3 separate regions of the Mus musculus genome follow, and all the other regions are linked to region 3. The links are chromatin loops, found by intact Hi-C in ENCODE. Cell type or tissue: heart. All regions are shown on one strand. Each heading gives the region's core, and the rest is flanking DNA. Links, peaks and the distances in the headings are about the cores only. Region 1 has its middle 21 kb from the start of Gm40650. Region 2 has its middle 26 kb from the start of Gm36229. Region 3 overlaps Cep85l (centrosomal protein 85-like).

Region 1 (7,628 bases), core at 2,140-4,639, 120 kb after region 3:
ATGAGGCTTGGTGTGCAAAAGTTCCCAGGCAGCAGACATGTCTGAGATTCTGGGAGCAGATAGCTACTCCTGAGATGCCTAATGAGCAGTTGGGGGTGCAGAGACCAGATAGCATCCTGTCAGTACTGATGGGCAGACGTTTGTGCAGGTTTCCTCACTTGGGCTGCTACTAGACAGACACAGGACAGCCCTAGCCTGGAAAACAATGAGAGTTAAGTAAAGAGCTCGGCAGACCAACACTCCTTCACCAGCTCCTCTGTCTCTTCCTTTGTTTCACCAGTACTTTAATAAAAATGGAACTGGCTTTAAAGAATTTATGGGAAACATATTATCACCAACAGCCAGCCGCAAAAAAAAAAAAAAAAAAAAAAAGAGAGAGACATTTGGGTGGCTGGTTCAGTCCCCAAGTTTTCTCTGCACATGCCCCTCTCCTGTCAGCTCACCACTTTGAGGGCAGGGAAATTGGGAAGGGTACTTTCCTTCTGGGCTTCTGCAAGACCAACACCCTGGTTTGTGCTCCATGCAAGTTCATTGACCCGTACTCATCAGGTTTTCCAGGACACTGTTTCCTTCCTGATTGTCCTCAAAACAAATCCCAGCTTCCCATGACGTCAGCCTCTTCCCACACGTCAATTGTTATGGTTCAAGCTCTAAAATCAGGTTAGCATAAAAGGACGTCTGGACTGGACATGATGGGACAGGCCTGCAACCCCAGCACTCACGAGGTAGAAGCAGGCAGATCTCTGAGTTCGAGGCCAGCCTGGTCTAGTCACAGAGTTTCAGGACAGCTAGAGCTACACAGTGAAACCCTGTTTCGAAAAAACAAAGAAGTATGGAGATAACCATAGGTCTCAGAAGAGCCAAGCAAGGAGAAAAGCTAGAGATGCATGCATGTTACATATATACAGACCAATGACATAATGACATATCCACAGACATGTGCAAATATAGCTGAAGATACTACAGAAGATACTGCAGCAGGCAATGCACACCAATGACAATCTCATTCAGAAATTGTCTCAAAGTAATTTCATTCAAAGGCTCACCTACATAAAGTAGAATAGAAAATGAGAGTTGCTGCTTTGAAAAAAATGCTTGTAATGCAGCTTGTTTGTGATTATACATCAGCCAGATGGAAAGCAATCTGGAAGGAAATCTGTTTCATCCCTTGAGTGAACAAACACATGTTGGAGGAGGGGGTGAAACAACATGGATTCTCACTCAGGAAACTGACCAGAAGCAGGACTACTGTCCTTCTGCAATTGGATATGGCAGCCTCTTGACCTAACATCAGCTGCAGGCAGACAGAAGTAGGGCTGGCTAACTTCAAGTCAAGCCTTAAATATGCATTTGTATTTCCAGTCCAGTTAAGCAGTACCAACTCTAGTTTGTTATCTTGCCTTCCAAGTGAGGTTGCTTTTTGCTCGCTCGCTCTCTCTCTCTCTCTCTCCCCTCCCCTCCCCTCCCTCCCTTCCTCTCCTCTCTTCTCCTCTCTCCTCTCCTCTCCCTCCCTCCCTCTTCCTTTCTTCCTTTCTCTTTCTTTCTCTCTTTCTCTCTTTCTTTCTTTCTTTCTTTCTTTCTTTCTTTCTTTCTTTCTTCCTTTCTTCCTTTTCTTTCCTTGTATTTCTTTTGAAGAAAACAAGATTGGTAAGCTTCCTTTTCTCCTTCCTTCCTCCCTTTCTTCCTTTTTTTCCTCCTCCCTTCATCTTTCTCTTCAAAGAAAAAAATCCATAGAGTTCGCTTCCAGTGACTTTTGAATGATCTGAGCTAGCATGGTTAGAAACCCCTTTGTTACGAATGTGTATGCCTTTTAAAGATAGGAATGTAAGCAATTTAAGTGAAAGGACACTTTTTACTGATCATGTGGTGAGTACTGAGTGTGTGGGAAAGAAATCATAGAATCATTTGTGTGATCAGTTTCCATGAAAGGGATACCTTTGATCCACAGGAAAAACACTGAACAAATATGTGGTCAAATGCTTTGAAAATCCGAAAACTGGATGCGAAAAGCAAGTCTCTGTGTTCCTGCTGTGTCTATGTCCCAACTGTGGTCAACTATACAGCCATGTCCCCACCTGAGAACAGAGAGGCAACACTCACACGAGAGGCATTCAGAGTTCTGTGAGAGAATGGACCATAGGTCCATGAAGAACAAGTGTGTGCTCAGCACATGAGGTCCATCAGCCCTGGCAGAAAATGCTTTTAAAGAGAAGAAGAGGCTGTAATGGGTTACTCTGCCTCTTTTTTTTTATTATTACCTTCTCCTTCTAGCTACCAGCTACCACCTAAGATTTATAAACACTTTTCTTTTCTCTTTTAACTAAATCATAATTGTGTTATCAAATTAAACATTAACAGTTTTATTTAAAAATGGGAACGATCCACTGTCTTGACAGGTTCATCCAATCCTATTGAGTGTTAGTTTTACATTTGTGTAGGTTCCTATTAACACTAATAGATATTATTCTCCTTTTTACATTCTGTGAGTCTCTGACAGCTTTCTTGTGTAGCTGTATAGAATTCTTAATAATCATTCTAAACGGCTGTACCATGTGTTACTGATCTCTGTGTATTCATGAATGTACACATATAAATCATTTCCTTAACCATAACCCTTTTGTTAAATATTTAAGCTATTTCTGGACATCTTTCTACTATAAACACTGCTGTGCCAAGCAAGCACATCTGTATACTTTTCCTACATTACAGGTTAATTTCTTTGTGTAAATTCCCAGAATTAGAATCACAGAGCTATAATAAACAAACTGTGATTGACACAGCACCGTGCTTCCGTACAAGAAGGCTGGGCTGTGCCTTATGGTGAGAATATGGGTGTAATAGATTCAATGTTAATAACTACAGTACACACCAGACAAGTATCGTTGAGCAGAAACACGGGTGATGCACCAAGTCAGGCTCAGTGGAAACTGTGATCAGATGCAAACGGCAGCAGCCTCACACAACAGAAAGCACTCAGTATTTGCTGATTCAGAATCTCAGAGAACATTACTGCAAACTGCAAGAATCGGCTGCATCTGCAGGTTTTGCCTGAAAGCTTTTAATTCTACTTATTAAAGTTTAGACTTGTGAGTTTGTCATTCAAGGCCCACACCTGTATGCCCTAAACTAATGTTTTGTCTTCAGTCTTCCCTGTGAAGTGTTGCTACAGAGGAAGACCCTTTGCTTTTGCAACAGGAGTCTACTGAAAGCATGAGCACCTAGTGAGCCCAGAGAAAGTTCTGAGCTGAAAGGCCCTTCTTCATCAGGCGGGGTTGGGAGGGTTGAGGGTAGAGGGTGGGAAACACATTTGCCCTTTAACTTTTCTTGGCAGTGAGCTTTCTGAGTCCATTGTTTCTAGAAAACTGTTTTGTGGTTACCACAGTAGTGACTTCATACATAGTCTCATTGCCAAGTCAGGCTGTGTTTACTTCCATCCCTGCTCCTGGTTCAGAGGAAGGGTTTGCAGATTGCACTAACCTCAGCTCTGACATTCTCCTACAGCATGAGACTGCTTCAGAACACAATACCACACAGGGTCCTATCAGACCATGCATGGGTGGGAGGGTGCAAACCTTTTAACCAGTGTGCAGATAGTGGGGAGGGGCTCTAAGAATTGCAGATCAGCCAGGCATGTGGTATAGTCCTGTAAACCCAGCACTCTGGAGGGAGACTGATGCAGGAGGATTGCTAAGAGTTCTAGGCCAGCATTGACAGCACAGTAAGTACCAAGCAAGACAAGGATATATAGAGTAAGAGCTTTTCTCAAAAATACAGAAAAGAAGGCTAAAGATAACAAAAGAACTGTAGATAGGGGGATTTGAACCCCAATTTAAATCTAGATTGATCTCTTCCTATAGCTTGAGCCTCTTCCATCTTCTCAAGTCATACACAGTTGGACTTGTCTTTATGACCTGTGTAACAGTGCCCAGGGAAGAAACACATGGGTAGCCTCACACTCACTGCTCTGATAATGTTGATGCATAGATGCCAGTGTCATGTTGAGTAGCTCAGTGGTCCAGAGGTGCTAGACAGTGACAAATGGCAGTCCAGCAGGCGGCCCTATGAGGAATGTGAGTGCCATGAAAAGCAGCTGTCTCATGGACAGGCTCAAAAAGCAAATGTTTTCCAAACAGCCTTCCCAGGGAGGCAAAGATCTGGGTCACACAGTACGTGTGAGCATGGAGCCCCAATAGAGACCCTGTAACCCATGTGATTGATTGCAAATCCTTGGGTCTCTGACTCATCAACTACTGTAGAGCCCCTTACTGTATCATCTACCCCACCATCATGTGACTCTGGTTTTAAATACCACTTCCTTCCCAGGTCAGCTCACTGTAGCTATGGGAATGCTCATCTCTTTATCTGCATGGTTAATTTCCTCTTGAGTCTTCTGTGCTAACTCTCTGCTACTCTGGCAGTTTCTCCATCTATCCTGTGTGAGAACATCTCCTTAACCTTCAGGCTAGCTCAGCTATTTTCTTAAGAAGATTCCTTTCTACAGTGGCCTCCTTAGCTAGGCTGTGACACACACTGAACACAGGGTCTCAGATGGTCACCCCAGTACCTTCCTTCCAGGGACTGAAGGTTAAATGGATGACCATAGAAACACACCTGTGAGCTGTTAATGAATGCACTTTGGTTCTAAAGCTGCTTCAGTTTCAGGTCGTTCTATTAACAGTTAAGACTGGCTCGCTCCAAGGGTGGAGTTCCTTCCAAAGTTAGAAGATAGGGTGGCCGGACTTGATGTTCTAGATAAAAGGAACAGGATATACATGGAAACCAGACACTGAGTGGAAATAGAAGCTCCAGCCACTACCTATGTAGTCAAAGAAAGAAAAACAAAGCCGAAAGTTGGGGCAGCAAACTGAATATATCCTTACTTCTCATCAGAACAAATGCCAAAAAGGGTTGACTTTTTACCTTGGGAAATGGCTAACATTGGAAACACAAATCAGACAAAGATGTTGTTCTGGTCTCATGGAGCTCTGTAGCCCCATTGAGAAGGCAGATATGAGAAGACTCATTTGAATCCAATAGCAGCAGTTCTAGCATGAAGAATAAGAAGACACGCACACATGCACACACACACACACACACACACACACACACACACACACACACACACATGCAGGAACACAAGCATGCACAAGCACACACACATTGCCAGAGTAGCAGAGAGTTAGCGCAGAAGAGTCAAGAGGGAACTAACCATGCAGATAAAGAGAAGAGCATTCCCATAGTGGGCAGCATAGTGTCGCCCAAGCAGATGGGGAAGTCTGACCAGATAGACCATGGACAGGGAGGAATGAACATACAGAGCCATGTGTGTGGATAGGTGAAGAGAAGCTGGATGAGTAGGAGCTCATGCTAAATTTTCTAGTTGAAACTCTAGAAAGGGGAAACACAAATGACCCCAAGCAAGTGCGGCACATAGGGTAAGACGGTCTGATCTGAGCTCCATGTCTCTCTCTTCCTTATGGTGAGCTGGGATCCAGGCACCAGCCCCATAGGGATGTAGCCAGCAGCTGAAAGGTTAACCGCAGCAGTGGACAAATACATGATCAAGACAAGAAAAGTATCTGTGAAGGCTAAAAAGCCCAGGATATCTCTGTAGATCCGAGGCCTTTACAGTTAGTTGTATTCATACTCACAGTGACTGAGAAAGAGCTAGCCTGGGGAATAAGTCTAGCAGAGGTAGTACATGTATGTAATAGGACAGCTTAGGTTGCGGGATGCTAGGATAGAGAGCTAGCTGGCCAGTTAGAGTTTGCTGCCTTTATCTATCTACAGAGAGAAGACCATGAAGAGAGAGGATGTGACTGAGTGGACAAAGTGTGTGTGCATGTATGCATGCATGTGTAGACAGACAGACAGCCTATTAGATCATAGACTGCCATATGTTAGATTTTTGCTGTACTGTAAATCAGAGGGGAAAATGAAAACTGAATCAGTTTGGCAGATATTTTTGATTGAGATGAGCAAACAAAACATTCCTGGCAGGGAAACAGTGACTGTTTCCTCTGTCCTGGAGACTACTGTGCCATTTTGCCCAGAAATCTGTCCCCTGCCTGTGTGTTCACACTTTTCTCTGTCCCATAGTTGTGTGCTTCCTTAAAACACAGGCAGATGACACACCGAGCCCCACAAGTCCAGCTCCAGCTTAAGAGGTCAGCTGTTGCTCCAGCTGCTGCTGTGCTTGGCAGACAGAATGTGCTTCTTGGCTGCCCTGGCTGAAATGTGCAGAGGCTGAGGGTGTGTGTGTGTGTGTGTGTGTGTGTGTGTGTGTGTGTGTGTGTGTGCAGGGATGTGTGCAGGGGTGTGTGCAATGTGTGTGTGTGGTCTCTTAGCAGAGGGGCTTCAGTGAATCATAGCCCAGCACTGGTGCTTTATGAATGAAGACTTGGTCTTGGTCACTCACACTAGTGGTAACCATGGACAAGTCTCCAGACAAGATACCATGCACTTCTGCATGCAGTAATGCAGGATCTGCTTTCTGGTTCACCATCACTTAGCCTTCTAAGCAAGCATTCAGGAGTTGTGCAAAAACTCGTAATTCATTCAGTTTCCTACTCTGTGTGGTTTGACTTTGACTCCTCCTCCCCTTCAGCATCTGGGATAGCTGGATTTCAGGAGGGTTCCACTATGCCAGTCTCTATTTGCCTCTTGAAGACCTTGCAGTCTTAGTTAGAAACTCCAGCACCCTTCCTCATGGTGAGGAAGGACAATTCCTACTTCCTCCGAAGCTTACCAGATGCTCACCTACTAACTGGAAACTTCCCTTTTCTTACCCAACCCCACCTAAGCCCACTGTTTCTTCTGCAACTCCCTGGTCTGCCTGGCTCTCAGTCAGTTTGCACAACTGCTTCAAGCAAATCGAGAGCAACGGAGCAGTGAGCAATTGCATTAGACTGGACATGGCTAATTTGCATTTCCATTATTAATAATCTTGTGTGTTATTCTTTTGTTTTCTCCAACCCAGAGTCTCAAAGACACTGGAAGGTAGAGATTGTCAGGCAGGGTGTGCTTCCATGACTCAGACTAGTCATTTTACCTAGTATAAAGTCTTTTGTGTTTTTTATTGATATTCTAAATACAACATTTTATTTTATGAATATATTATAACTATTCTGCATACTCATATAGAGGCCTGACTTGCAAAGACTCAAGTTATGAACATGTCCCCTTTAGAATAAATGGGATGTTAAGCAAGAACCTGGTTCTTCCATTTTCTTTAAGAAGCGTGTGCTGGAGGAAAGAATTTTACAATCAGGTGCTATTCCCACAAAGGACTCATCTGCTAAAACTCCAGCTCTTGCCTTTAATGGCTGCCAATGTTGCTGTGGCCGTCAATCACAGGACACCACAAGACAGGAAGACTTGAAGCTTGCCTTAAATATTTTGACTAGAAATATAACTTTGCTGTAACAAAGTGTCCTAACTTGAAACACATGTTTACCAAAACTCTTTCCAAAGGAGGATATGGCTCTATCTCTAAGAATCGACCAGTTGCTTCCTTCTCCAAACACCTGATTCCTGCCCTGATATTTGGAGTAGAAAGGAAAACTATATCCATGCCTACCCAGGTGTGCTATGTTGAAGACCCAAGCTCATCTGGTCTCTTGGAGGAA
Region 2 (7,628 bases), core at 2,490-4,989, 87 kb after region 3:
TGCCTGTAACTGAAAACTGTGGCACCGAGCCCAGGAAAGACTCACTCCCTATCCAGAACTCAAGCTGTAATATAACCAGGGCTGTGGAAGCACCTCATTTCTTTATTTCCCAAAGTGTTTACTCTTCCATCTGTTCAGGCACCTATAGCTCAGCCTCTCAATGCCATGTAGAGTTATCTCACCTATGAAGGCTGTAGGTGAAGGTATTTCTCTCCGACCCTTCCTCTTTGAGTACCCCTCACACTCTCGGAGGAGACCTGGGAGTCCTTGTGTTCTTTTCTACCAACCTCCCCATCTCTCACCCCCTTTCTACATAGCCAAGTGTCTATGACACATTTTTTTCACCCACTCACCTTACTGTCCCTATTCTCTTGTCTGTTGTTGCCCTGACCAATCCCGAGCCTTGAGTGTGGACACCGTGGCAGTTTCTGGCCTGAGTGCAGGCTATTGAGGCACCTTGAGGGAGACACAGCCATGCCCCTGACAACATCCCAGTTCCATGGCACTGACCATAGCTCCCTCCAGCATAGTCTGCCACTCTACTGTGTCCTATGTCACAGGCCTCCTCATCTGCTCTTCACAAAGCATTATTCATTTGTCCCCCATTTTAGCACATGTGAGAGGTTCAGTTGATCACTGTGAGCAAGGCAGACAAGAAGTTCTGAAGATGAAGTTAACACTGTAATTCCAACAGTTCCAGATGTATATTGTTTGAAGAAATAGACAAAATCCTGCTTTGCTAAAATCGAGTTATTCTCTCTTATTTTTTTAACATCACACAAACATAATAAAAATATTCCCATTTTTAAAAATTCAGGCTCTATGGAAATACTTGCAATAAAAGTAAATTCTTCCAAATTCCCCTACGAGAGCAGCAGTTCTCAACTGGTGGGTTGTGACCTCTTTGGTTGTGGGGGGGGTGTCAAGTGACCTTTTCATTGAACCATACATCAGACATCCTGCATATCAGATATTTACATTACAGTTCATAACAACAGGGAAATTGCAGTTATGAAGTAGCAACAAAAATAATTTTATGGCTGGGGAATCACAACAGCATGAGGCACTGTATTAAGGGGTGGAAGTATTTAGGTTGAGGACCACTAAACTAGAGTCTTTCACCCTGCACAAAAGTATTTACCAATCAGATCTCTCTTTTGTGGGTTTAACCTCATGAAAAGCTTTGCAGGCAAATGCATACACACCTACATTGTACACGCTGCATAATTAAATAGTCTGGAGGGGGGGTGAAAATAAAAACATTAAAAAGGTGTTCTTTCCTTTGAATTGAAATAAACCTTATTCCCTATGCAGCACATCAACTGAATCAAAACCTACATTTTACATGAAGCTACTTTGCAGTAGCTGATAAATGAGATAAATGACAGGGCATATCAATGAGCCAGGAACAAAAAAAAGAACTTATTTGCTGATTCATCAGGTTGGGTGAAAATTTCAAGTAAATTCAAACTCTACTATGCACCTTTGTCACAAAATTATATAAAACGTTGGAAAATGCAACATACAAAACCTATAAAGACAGATTAGAATGCTTAAACACTTTTGCTAACTAAAACCCTGCACCTCCCTATATGCAGTCTAAAATAGCATTGCTTGTTAATACTATGTTTCAAGCACATTTTAAGTAGTATAGGCACTGATAACATATATCAAATGCAGTATGAATGGGTAACAAGTTATGGCTTTTGTTATTCCTCAGTACTGAACCAGAGTTAACTCACCCCAATTTTCTCCCTTCTTTCTGTCATTTCAACCAAAGTCATTTTTATTTCCCACATTGTAACAGATAGGTGCATGATTTGGGATTTGAGGTAGATTTTGCATTTCTGCCTGCTTGTTAGATGGATAATATTTTAATGTCAGACAGATAGTATTTTAAAGTTGAAGACCAACAGAAACTGTTTCAACCACAAAGTCCAGAGGCAAATACATACAAAATGTAGGGTAGCATTTGGCAATCTATATTCTCAAATTTATATTTCTGATTTACGATATGTTGAAATATGTCCTTGTGGAACATGTAGATTTAACATTTTTAAAAAATTTCTATTCTAGTCTTCTGTAAATAGTTACTATAACATACCAAACTACTATAACATACTATAATATACCAAGCTACTTCCCATTTATTATTATCTTTTTTATATGCTCTAATGGTATGCTTATTCATTTTCCTTTTCAAGTGTAGGAAATTCTATAGGATGCCTACCTAGACTTAAAAAGACTTTTAGATAGAAAGAGATTTATACTTTTTTGTCTTATTTTATTTTTTAAAAAATAAAGTGGATTAACTTATAAATTGATAATTCACAGATCAGTAAATGTAAGCCTTAAAAAATTAGACAAAGATATTCAAATTCATTAACAGTTAGAGAAATAAAGATCCCACCACTGGCCAAAGCATAGTTAATTGCTAGGATATGGTGGTGATATTGGTGGTGGTGGTGGTGTATATGTGAAGATCTGTGTATGTTTGTGTCTCTATGTGTGTGTGTGTCTATGTGTAACGGGTATGTATGATGATCTCTCTCTCTCTCTCTCTCTCTCTCTCTCTCTCTCTCTGTGTGTGTGTGTGTGTGTGTGTGTGTGTGTGTGTGTGTGTGTGTGTGAGACTTCGAGGGTAAAGGTTCTTGCCTAACAACCCAGTGTGTGTGTGTGTGTGTGTGTGTGTGTGTGTGTGTAACTTCCAAGGTAAAGATTCTTGCCTAACAACCCAGATTAAATCTCCGATTCCCATGGTGAAAGAAAAGAATTGACTCTTGAAAGCTCTCCTCTGATACGTGTCCCATGATAAGTACAAACCTACCCACAATTCTTTAAAAAATATAATTAAAATGTACCCTGCCATGAAACAAAATTATGTTGATAAAAGTCCCAGGCATTCTAGTCCCACTAGAGACAGAACGTGGGAGGAGCAACGAAAGAAGGATTGTGTGCCAGAGCAAAATAAAGAGGGTTTTGCTTTCTTTTGTTAATCGCCTGGAAGTCATAAAAGTGTTTTTGCTCGAGAAATACACTCTTGGAAGGCTTGCAGAATAATAAAGACGTGGAAGGGGCTTATAAAAAGGTTTATAAACTTGGATAATTTAAGATTTCATGTGTCCAAGACTTCTATGAATAAACCTCTGCTTCCCTTCTGCCCTCCCTCTCCTCCCCCGCCACCACCCCCCACCCCGCTCTCCATTTCCCTCCTTTTCTACCCTCCTTTCACTTCCTAGTCATTTTCAGTAGAGGAAGGACTCCAGTCAAACTGAAGTTCTAAATCCTGTTAACCTCACTTCGACCCCATTATTTCATCATTTAACGATGAGGCAAATGCCATCAGCTCTTAAATCATGAACTTTAAATGCCAAAACATTGTGCTGTGCGTATATTTCAAAGTATGACTGTTACACAGGAGAAGGCCAGCCAACATTAAAACACAAACTTCAGAACAGTACCCCTTCAGAACCCGGCAAGCAGGGTGCCTCCGGCTGGGGGCTCCCTGGAAGGGTCTCCATCCAGCTCAGGGGAGACATGGGTGGCACTCTTGTAGAAGAGCAGTGCCCTTTGTCCCCACAGTTGCTTAAGGAAAATTCACTAGCGTGGGTTCTCCTGTGGAAAGGCTGCGACCTCCATGAAATAATGAAACCACTCTCAGAGTCCAAGTAAGGCCTGGCACGGTTCGCCAAAACAACTGCAGAGCAAACATTTGCCATCCCCTTGCCCATAGCTGCCTGCACACTAAATAGACAGCCCTGCCTCTCCCTGTTTACTGCAGAAGTATGCCCATCAGGAGCTGAGATTATTTGCCAAAGCGTGGGGGGTCCGGGTGCAGGGTAGGGGTAAAGGGTGGGCATAGGCTAGCATTTCCCAGCAAAGGTTGCTCAGCACGTGGGCCTCTTGGCTTTCAGCTGAGCCAGTCTTCCTCGCCCCTCCCCCACTTCCTCCCCACAAAGACAACGTGGAGCCAGGATTAGCTAGAACACACTTGTGTGAGACCTCAACTGGCCAAGCACCTTTCAGAGCCAGCGATCTGTTTTATGAGTAATAGGCCGAGGTTTCCAGCCTGTTCTCTGCGTTCTGAGGTGAACACAGAGCTCACAGGAAGAGCAGAATGACAGTCACTCCTAACACAAAGAAACCCACTCGGAATGCCTTGTTGCAAAGGCCATTTGCCATCTGTTCGTTTCCTGGTGGCAGTGTTGCTTATCAGGACAGTAGCAAAGACACCACCCAACAAACCCAGACTGGGGTACCTTTGCCTGCCTCCTAGGAGATATTGCCCTCAACTTTTCTATCTGCTTATAGTTAGATATATTTTTTAATAAAATAAGACTAGCAAACTCACATTCTCTACCCCCCCCCCCCCCCCCCGTCCCTCTCTCCATGTGGCCATGGCTGGCCTCTATTTCCTACTCTCTCCATCTCTCTGCCTTTCTACAATAAATGCCTTAAAAACCATGGACTGCATCTGGATCCACCCTGCTGGAGCAGTGGAGCAGGTCCTCCTCTAACAAGCCAGGTGCCTAATATCCTGAGAGAGGCCTCTCTGCATTCTCAGCCATGGCTTCCGCTAAGCCAAGCCTCCAAGCCAAGCCGCCTGCCTGAGCAAGCCAGAGACACTCTCATCCCAGGGAGAACCAGCCGGTGCTCTCCTTCAAGAAAAGAGCCGGTGCTCTTTTCCCTTTGGCCCTGGGACGAGAGTCCAGAGCCAGCCCTGCCCCAACCCTCCCCCCACCCCCCTCAGCACACTCCCCTCCCCCACTCTGCCCTCAGCTCTTCCTTGGCATTCAGCAGCAGCTGTGGTGGCCAAGAGTCTGAGAGCCTGCCATCCTCTACCTCTGTGTAGGCCTGGGGACCCCGAGCCAATTTCGGACTTCCGTGGGGCCCCCCAGACTGGGCTTCCCCACCCCCGGAGCAAGTATTATTGATAAATGCCCCAGATTTTGTGACGAGTAAGTTGCTGTAGATGGAAAAAGCTAAGAAAGCCACAAAGAATTACCAAGCCAACTGCTTGTAAATCTAATGTAAAACAATGCATCTATTTGAACTAGATAAGGTGATTCAAAAGCATAATGCTGGAAAAAGCTAATGGGAACAGTATAATGAGGGAGAAGTTAACTTTACAAAATGCTGAAATATGAAGGATACCGATAAGGTGTATCAGTATACTTTATATTTATATCAGCCTAAATATAAAGGCTGATAAGGTGTATCAGGGATAGAACCCAGATCCATTTGAGAGGGTTGAGGAAACAGCAAGAGAAACTTTGGTTGCTTAGTGTGGTAAAATGCTTTTTGACAGAACTTTTGAAAGGTGGCTGGCAGAACTTACCCTACCTGTAAGGACCCAAAGCCTGGATACAGGGTCCAAATAGAGACTTCCCCCTTGTGCCAAAGAAATTCGAAAAGCTTATTATAAGGCTAGAAATATGAAGAAAATTGAATGTAAAAATTTAATCACAGTGCAATACACCCGATTGTAAGTCAGCACCCAAGAGACAGAAAGACATTGAAGGAAGTTGTTCTCACGTTAACTCTTAGGAAACCACATGACAAAAACCGATCTTGAACAGAGTGGCATTGCATGGTATAACCTGGACAGAGAGGAAGGCCATCCAAGAAGGCACAAGACACATTTTAATGACTGTAGTTACGTGTAACAATGAGATGAATAATAAGCTGGTGGAATATTTGCTTAGCGAACTTGATATATTTTTTCATGAAATCAATCAAAAGAATTCTGGTACCCAGGATGCTGGCCAGAAACAAGGAAGCATCTAGAATCAGGAGACAAAACCATCTCCATTGTCTGCATACAAAGTCCAATTTCAAGAACTCATGTGAATGGAAACAGGACACGGCTTTGAGCTGTGCCACAGAGCTAGGAATTGTGGGATGTGTGACTCTTTGGATGAAAGGCTTGAACATAGGAGGCTGGCCGAATGTGGAGCCAGTAACAGCAGGCATTTATGAACAGGACAAGGGCAGAAAATAAATACAATTTTAGATATGTGTAAGTGTGGATGGCAGGCAACTGACCCAGACTCCACAGAGATAGAACACAGAATGTAGATACAAAAAATTGGGACTTCATTGGAAAGGCTTTTGTGGTATTTTTCATCATGGAGCTAAGTTCTCCCCATGTGTTAAAGAACTCACAGTTTATTAATGAAGGCCAGCCCCAGCTCCAGCCTGCTTGTTCTGTGGGGAGATCATGTGCACAGACAGCAACCGAATGCTCTTTCCTCCCTTTCCCACCTCAAAAGGGAAGAGCCGAGGCACATCTTTGACAGTCTTGCTAACACAGGAAAACATTTCAAACTGCATTGTCAGCTCCACCATCTGTCTTGCTCCAAAGTTCAACAGCTGCTAAGGTAATAAGGTGACTTTATGCCATTGTTTAGGATGGTTTCCTTGGACATTGGTCATTGAAAAGGTGAGATGTCACTGGGTGGCTGAGTGGACTACCAGATGGATGTCAGATGGAATGAAAGTGGCCGTGACGTGAATGTAGATTGGACATAGACAGCATATAGGTCAGGGTGCTACCTAAGAAAGTTGGCATCATTATCTTATTGTCCACACATTGCTTTTTGATAAAAAGATTAATGATTCAACCCAGTGGGATCAACTTTGAATATCCTTCAGTTTCCTTTTCCATATTCCCTAGGCAAATGTGCCCTTGAATTTTTTTTTTCCCAAAAGTGTTGGAGAGTTTTCAAAAGAATGCATTACATCTTCTATTTCTATCTCTCTCTCTTTTTTTTTTGAACCAGAATCTATACTTTCTTAATCAGAGCCACACTGTGCACACTGAGCAGCTGAGAATCATGAAAGTCTTTTTTCTGCCATAAAAACTTTCAGGAACTAATGGAAAATATGTCACTCCTCATGAACCTCTGAACTATCTTTGGACCGGGAAGGAAATCCCAGTACCGTTTAAATGCTAAGAGAAGGGTGTGGTTTCCTGATAAAAGCACAATTTTATATGGTGTGATGCTCCTTTAACGCAAAAGGCACACCCTGTGGTAGCTAGAAGCACAGGCTTTAGAGTTAGACAGAACAGGGTGTGATCTCTGCTAAACAGTCTCCTGAAGGTTGCTCAGCCTCCCCAAGATGGTTTGAGCATCTGAGAACTGAAGTCGATGGGATGTTACTAAGGCAACAAGTGGAAAGAAAGGAATACTTGGCAATGTGTATTAGAAGCTAGTACGGTACTGTAGTGTTTTTATGCTATGACAAATATCTGATTTTTGTTTTGTTTTGTTTTTTTTCAAGACAGGGTTTCTCTGTATAGCCCTGGCTGTCCTAGAACTCACTTTGTAGACAAGGCTGGCCTCAAACTCAGAAATCCGCCTGCCTCTGCCTCCCGAGTGCTGGGATTAAAGGCGTGCGCCACCATGCCCAGCATTAGGACAACTTGTTCTGTTCTCTCTTTTTACCATGTAGGTCCTGGGAATTGGACTCAGGTCACCAGACTTGAGCAAGTATAATTACCCAATAAACCATCTTGTTGTCCCTAGTCAGGGTATTTTATCACAGCAAGGAGACAAGGAACTACTATAACAGAGCACTTCTCCTTAGTCAACTTCATCATCAAGGCTAGTCATCAACATTCTGAC
Region 3 (7,628 bases), core at 2,345-4,844:
ATCAACAAGCAGGAACATCTTGCTGTGTTGGCTGTGATAATCACTAAAGATCCAGAGTCTCACCTGAAGCTTGTCGCTCTCATGTATCTCCTTGGTTTAATAGCGTTTCTCAAATAATGAAGATAACAGTAATAACCAAGCTGTAGTAAGACACAGCTCTTTCTTTTCCTGATCTCCCAGAGAGGAAGTGGTTGTCCCCTAACTTTAGAAGTAGAACTAGAGAGCTAGTGTATAATTCTTACTGACCATGGTTTCAATTTCCCTTTCTAAGTTTCTACTATCTCTCAATAACTACTAAAATAGAAGCAAAAAATAGATTGGAAAATATATTCACCAAAATTTAGTGACTTAAACTGGATCAAGTACAAAACAGTTTATGCCTAACTTTGCAAACCCACAATTTTTAAGTCCAGTTCAAAACATGCTACTAACATAGCAATTATTAAGGAAGAGAATTGTAATTAGATATATTTTCCATAACCATTACTACAAAGACATAAAACATCAGTATTCACTTTGGTCTTTAGCAGAGCAGCTGAAGGCTGCTGATTTAAACTGTTTGAACCCCTGGTAGAAAGGAAGCTGTTCGGGTTCAGAAATTATCTAAAGAGTAGCCCCTAAAGGAGTCCAATGGTAACAGGGGGTCTCTTCATAAAGGCTGGAGGGGCCCATCACAGAAACTATAAAACATGGATGACATCATCTCTAACTCAGTGGTATTTAACGTTCCCTTTCTGACGCTGTGGCCCTTTTATATAGTTCCTCATGTTGTGGTGATACCCAACAATAAAATCATTTTTGTTGCTATTTCATAACTGTAATTTCGCCTCCTTACCTCCACTATGAATTGTAAATATTTTGGAAACAGGTTTGCATGAGGGGTTGCAACCCACAGGTTGAGAACCACTGGTAAGAGGTCTGTAAAAAATACATAAGTTGTGTAGTTGGCCATGCTGAGAGAAACGTGACGCTGAAGCTGAAAAGCACCAGGCATTTGTTATATTGCTCACTACCACATCAACTTCAAGGTATAAACTGTCAGCTCATAAGGCTCTTCTCATTAAACATTTAATGCTGCCTTTTACATTTTTAGTAGTTTATTTGTAGTTTATCTGTAACTGTTTATCTGTAAAATGAAATTGGAATGACCTATATTCAAATGGAGTTTTGATTTTGGTGAAATTACTATACAATTATATTCTATTGACTATAAAATGTTGTCTTGTTACAAAGAGTTTTGTGTTATAAAGGGCAGAGTGGGGGAACTTTTACCAAACAAAGTAAAAATCAAGATTTCCAGAGAAAAACACAAAAGAGGATAGGCCTACACATAATAATATTTTTTAGCCTCCAATTATTTTGAGTCTTCTGGCAAAGTAGGAGTGCAATCAGTAACATAAGAAGGCTTGGTTACACACTAATACCAGATTTTTAATGTCTTGAAAGGACATGATAAATTATATAGACATGGAAATAGAGATAGACAAATCAATCCGTAAAGCATGTATCCACTAGCAGATGCTTTAAGCTACCCACTATGTCACAAACTGTGACTGCATGTGTCATAGTCACCTCCTCAGTATACAGATTGTCTCAGCTAAAGAGTTAAAGATAAAACAGCATGAAAAATAATGAAACTAAGAAAATTTTCTTTTTAAAAAAACATAAGAAAATCCGAGTTACAAGCCAGACTTTTTCATTCACAATTCATTTCGAAGAAGTCTTTTATGTTATTTAATCAAAATCTTCATTTAAATAACAGAAAGTCTCTGCTAACATGAGTTAGCAATCCCTTAACTGATCAAACCACTTTATGATTTATATACATACAAAATTTCATCTCCATTTTTAACAACTACAGTCCAGGGAACATGAGACAATGCAAAGTTAGCAATAGAGTTCCCTACTTAACCACCAGGGGGCAGACCCACTGTGGGCTTACGAGAAGCTAATGGTTATTTTATGTGTTGAGGAGGTCTACATTCTCACACCCCTCCTTGAAAACAAGGAGTACAGAAGAGCACATTTCAATGAAACAGTCCCTCCTGAACAAGGCCGAGACTATCACAACCCTACAGAGACAATTTGGGGTACTATGGGTGAGGTATCAAAACGCAAAGAAAAGAGCCAAGACTGTGGTGAACTATAACGTGAACCAAACAAAGGCAAATCGTTTTTCTTCAACCACAAAGGAAAAATGGTTCAGAATATTACACAGGATGGTGCACAGTGGTTCTCAACCTCCCTGATGCTGTGACCCTGTAATAGTCTCTTGTGTTGTGGTGACCCCCAACCATATAATTTTGCTCCTTTTATGAATCATAATGTGTCTGTTTTCCAATAGTCTTAGGTGACTCCATCAGCCGTTCCACCGCTCAGAGTGGTTGGGCCCCTCGGGCTGAGAATCACTGCTCTAAGTCATAGGGGAGCTTCCCATTAGCTGTCTTCTCCCTCCCTCTACTGTGTTCTACAAAGATTCACACCTGAGTGGTTGCTCCTTAGTGCATATCTTACAAAGAAATTTCCCTATTAGCATGTTATTCCACAGACCTTATAGGGATTAATACACCATGTTTCTCTGTATGTGGTTATTATCATAAAGTAGTTCCTTTAAACTAATTCAATAAATCTTGGTGTTCCATTCATTTCTTGAAAACTGCAGCTGATTTATATGCTCATATACAAAGAAAGCATTATCAAAATAGTACAAGGAACTGGGTTCCACCTTCTCATTTTATAGAAGGCCCAAAGAAATTAAGTGCCAGGTCAAAAGACACCTGAGTTCTCACCAGACTAAATTCCCAAAGAGTCTACTAAAAGTCATAGAAATGAGTACAGTCCCATGTTTACTAACATTCATAGCAACTAGAAATAAAACCAGCCTAGAGATCCATCCACCTGTAAGCATGTAAGAAAATGTGGTACATATACACGATGCAACTTTATTTGGCCATAAAGGAAAATTAAATTGTGACTTCTGCAGAAAACCAAATGGGACTTGAAATCACTACATTAATCAAAGCATGCCAGACCCGGGAAGGCAAATGCGTCATGTTTTCTCTCATATTGTTAATCTAGATTTGAAATCTTGTTCATGTGAATTCTTGTTCTACTTGTGAAACTAGAAAGAGCTAAGCTAGAGAAGAATAAAGAGGGAGGCAGAGTATAGAGAGGGTGTGTAAGGAGGGGGACAGAGCAAAGGGCTCTTGTGGGAAAGGGAGGGGCAGTAGGGTGGAACCAGGCTGAGGGCAAGCAGAGGACCAAGAAGACGACTGTATGAAAATCCTATAATGAAATAAACACTTTGAATGCAGATTAAAAAATAAATGAAAAACTAACTTATGAAGAAAAAGAAAAAAAATATCCAAGCTCTAAATGTGACATGATCAGAACAAAGTCCACGGCCTGTTTGTTCCAATCAGTTTCCTTCCTATGATACCGTGACAGCTTCTGTCTGTTTTCCGTTTCTTTCAACTGAATGTGTTTAATTTCTATGCCTACTTAACAAGAGAGAAAGTAAAGGCCAAGTTAAGTACAATGTTTAAGGCTATCAAATTAATTAATCTCAAAAGATTTGTAAGTTTTTCTAAACACAGTGTGTCAATTTTATAGCACTTAACGGTTTTTTTAACTTGTGTACTTGCTGCAATACATAAAACATCCACTGGAGGGAAGCAAACACTAGGTTTTCAGCCTTACCTGCATTGGCGTCTCACTTCCTTGCTGAAACTCTTCAGTTTGTGGCTGTTGCCAAGGAGCTAAACTGTAAGAATCGTCTGTGGTTCTGCCTTCCAATGGGTTTGTCCGTAACTGCTCTGTCAGCCACATCTGAGTCCTCACAGAAGGTTGAATGGGAACTCCACCTACTGCCTGCTGGCCCAGCATTAAATACTTTGGAGACTCAAAAGTCTCTGAGCCTGTCACAATGGGCTTGCTCTCAGGTAAGGCACTGTATGTCATGTCTAAAGTCTGTCTCCTGAGAGCAGAGGAAGAGACTCTGACATCTTCTTTGTTGCAGCTCTCAAATTTATATTTGCAGTCCAGAGTTGATGACCGCTTTTTATTTATTTCCTTGTCTTCCAGCTTAAGCAGCTCCATACTGTCATGTAAGCAACTTGGCCCAAAGGTCCGTAAGTGGGACATAAAAGGCTTGCCCTTCCCTGTCATCTCCAAGCTATTCCTCAGCTCTTGCGGGTATGCAATGCCACTGTGGTTGCGGGTATCTGGGGCAGTAAGTTTGGACAAAGATGACCATTTCCTCAGGGGCCTGAAGTCCTTCATGTCTAGGGAGGAGTCCCGCTCCCCTCTGCTGTGGTCTCCCAATGTCTGCATGAGGCTAGTACTCCATTTAGAGCCATCTGGTGTTAGAGATTCCCTATGTTTGGAAACGGAAGCACTGGAGTTAGATGGCATCACATGGGCAGTGGGAAGAGTGACCAATGATCGACTAGGCTTGAAAGATAACGTGCCACTTGAAGTTGAATGATCTGCAATGAGAAAGGATTGCCAAGTCAGTTTCAATCAGCAGGTTTAAAATAAGATAAAATGCAAAATGCTAAAGTAAACATCCGAGTGTGGCTTCTCAGTGTATTTCTGATGTGATTCCTCAAAATGAGGAAATTGCTAGTACTATTATGCCTTGAAAGTTATCAGAAACAAGGCAGCATAGTTTCAAACATTATCCCTGCCCCTGTTTCTCTCTCTGTTCCCTATCTGTTCCCACCAGAGTCATCTTCTACTGCCCTGCCTATGTCTATTCTTGATGGGCAAGTGAGGTCCATTAGGGTTGCTGCTGTAAGGTTCTGGGAGAGGGATATTTACAGAGCACACACACTCCTCAACACTGCTACCACACTGAAGAAAATGCCTTTCCCTCCCCTAACTGGACAGTGATCTGAGCTCAGGGAACAGTGGTGTCTAATAAGCCCAAATCCCCTAGCTACCTTTAGCTGCCTAGAGGGCTGGGCAGGGATGTTCACTGCCCTTCTTCCTTTTCCTAGTCCCACCCATGACAGAATCCTGCAGGTACAATCTTGCGCAGATCTTGTGCTAGGAACCACAACAGCTATGAGATCAAGAGGGCAATGGTGATGTCAGATTCTGAAGACTGTTCTGACCCATTCCATTCCTTCTCTGGCTCTTACATCCTTTCCACCCATCTTCTACAATATTCCCTGAGCCTTGAAGTGGGTGATAGAGAATTTCTGTTATAGCCGAGCATTTAGTAGTCCCTTATTCTCAGCACTCTGACCAGTTCTAAGTCTCTGCAGTTATTGCTACCTACTGTAAAAACAGGGGCTTCTCTGACCAAAGCTGACAGTAGCACTTAACCTATGGATACAAACACAGTTTTTTGGAAAACAAATTGATGGACACATCATGTCTACTGAGCAGAAAAATAGCAGCAACTTCCCCTCTAGGGCCCATGACCTCCCCAGCCAAAGAATTTTGACCAAGATGGTAGTAATAGGTGTGGATTCCTTCCAGTGGGCAGGGCTACAAACTGACCAGAGAGCACATGCTCCCTTATTACTGACATGCCACTACTGCACCAGGAGGCACATTTTGCCTTGCCTGTCAGTCCTGTAACACTTGGGTCTGCAGCCTGCCTAACACTAGAGCTGAAGAGTGGGAAGGAGGCTTCCATCCCAGTTCCAGCTTGATTTCTTGGCATCCTGAGACCAATATATATGAAGTCTCTAGCAACACAGCTCCATCAGTGCTGAGGAGTTACCAATAGTAAATGACTGTATCCTACCAGGGGCCTAAGTGGCCTCCTAGACCACCTGAGTCCAACCCTGATACTGAGATTTTTGTAGACTATCCAATGGCTTCCAGAGTCATCGTTATCTGTTCTCATTATCTTTTATGCTTTTTCATGTCTGAAACCTAGTGGATGACCCTGCTCCCCATCCCCTCAGCCAAGGAAAACCTGGCTTTCACATTACTTTCCACGAGGTCTTAATTTCTCTTCAGGGAGCCATATTTCTACAAAGCGTTTTTATGACTCTCAAAAGACTGAAATATCTGCAGAACACTGTTAGAGACGTGTGAATACCACACCAGGTGACGGTCTACTTTCCATGATATTGAAGACACTGAAACCTAATCACCAGGCTTAGCTGCCCCTTGGGGACTAGCAATGTCTGCATTCGGTAGCTTGGTATTTCTCAATTGCATAAAAGATCAACAATTGGTGATAAAAGTCACTTCATCAGATTAAATTTTAATGTCTCTTCTCTGTTTGAGAAAGTGCCTCGTGTAACCCAGGAAGCACTAAACTAGCTATGTCATCAAGAATGACCCTGAACTTCTCATCTCCTGCTCCCCTCTCAGCATAGCAGGTGTACAGCACTCTATGTTTCATAACATGCTTAGGGAAAGCCAGGGCTGCTTCCTTGCCACTACCCTTGAATTCACTAAAGGCGGAATGCAATCAACAGATTGTGTCTGTAGAATAGGATCTCGAAGACAGGAGCTACTCCTAGAAGTTCCTTACTAGGAAGTCTCAAGCCTTGGCATGCAAAAAAAGTCACCTGGAATACACATTCTTACAACAGTAGAATAAGATCAGTCCTCGTAAAATGGGCCTCAGAAACAGCACTTAAACAAGCACTTTACTGCTCAATTCACGAGAACACTATTCCCCTGGGTATGACTCCAGTTCTAAAGTCTTCAAGCTTACATATTCCAAGTTCAACCATAACCAATATTCACAGTTTTAAGTATTTTATCTTAAAACTTACAATAACTTATTATAGCACTTGGAATTCATTGCTGTCAAACTAAAAATCAGAAGCTGGTCTATTTCTACACATGCACACATCCTCAACATGTACATATAGCACATGAATAAGCAAGACCTCAAATATCTGATAGCATATGGGGTGGGAGCTGACTATTCCTTCTGAGGCAAAAGATTGATCTAGATAACTGTGTTAACCTTCTAAAAATATTATTTGCTCAGGAAACCTAATTAAAGATAAATGCAAGGTAATTCCTGATATGCTTTAAATGACCTAACTGTAGTCACAAATCTCAAGTGGAAGTTGTTGCAATGTAACCTAGCCCACATCTAAATTCCATCAGTGGAATCTGAAAGCATCTGGGAAGCAGTGCTTTTACAAACTAGAGAACAGGGTCTCAATGCTCAGGAAACCATAAAAGAGCCAGTGATGGCCACTAAGACCATTTAAGGACATCACTATAACCCATTAATATAAGTGAATTACATTTCAGATACCATTTCTGATGTTTTAACAAAAATCTAAGCTTTCTGTTTCAAAATTGTGCTATTTTTATCTGTGAGCACACTGGTTCTATCTTCTCTTATATAGAATCTCCCCCATCCTCTGCATCTTTTCTGATCTATTCTTCCTATAACAAAAAGGAATTAAGTACAAAAAAAAAATCTGTCCTAGATCCAACTAATAATAATCATAAGCTTTTAGTTAAAAATAAAATCTCAGCCGGGCGTGGTGGCGCACGCCTTTAATCCCAGCACTCGGGAGGCAGAGGCAGGTGGATTTCTGAGTTCGAGGCCAGCCTGGTCTACAAAGTACGTCCCTGGACAGCCAGGACTACATAGAGAAACCCTGTCTCAAAAAAAAAAAAAAAAAAAAAACTAA

Evidence for each region. Peaks named below come from ENCODE experiments on the same cell type or tissue, not always from the same donor. Only the 100,000 strongest peaks of a DNase experiment are listed, where the experiment ranks them.
Region 1: a loop joins it to region 3, with 5 times the contacts of the local background. A loop is called at or near these places in 5 of 42 quality-filtered maps.
Region 2: it touches region 3 in a loop (3-fold over the local background); 4 of 42 quality-filtered maps call a loop at or near these places.

What each region holds. Positions count from the first base shown.
Region 1 is chr10:53,463,611-53,471,238 of GRCm38, forward strand. No RefSeq gene overlaps it. Among named protein-coding and RNA genes, the nearest start is that of Gm40650, 21 kb to the right of the region's middle. In heart, for the core only: no CTCF peak of the experiment used is centred there; DNase peaks (open chromatin) are centred at 3,411, 4,151 and 4,631.
Region 2 is chr10:53,431,582-53,439,209 of GRCm38, forward strand. No RefSeq gene overlaps it. Among named protein-coding and RNA genes, the nearest start is that of Gm36229, 26 kb to the left of the region's middle. In heart, for the core only: no CTCF peak of the experiment used is centred there; DNase peaks (open chromatin) are centred at 3,950 and 4,680; H3K27ac peaks cover 1,614 bases.
Region 3 is chr10:53,344,773-53,352,400 of GRCm38, forward strand. Cep85l (centrosomal protein 85-like) reads right to left here. Exons shown (of 13, transcript NM_001204983.2): 3 at 3,700-4,487. It overlaps Pln (phospholamban), which reads left to right. Exons shown (of 2, transcript NM_023129.5): 2 at 1-1,227. Among named protein-coding and RNA genes, the nearest start is that of Pln, 11 kb to the left of the region's middle. In heart, for the core only: a CTCF peak has its summit at 3,661 (motif pointing right); a DNase peak (open chromatin) is centred at 3,809.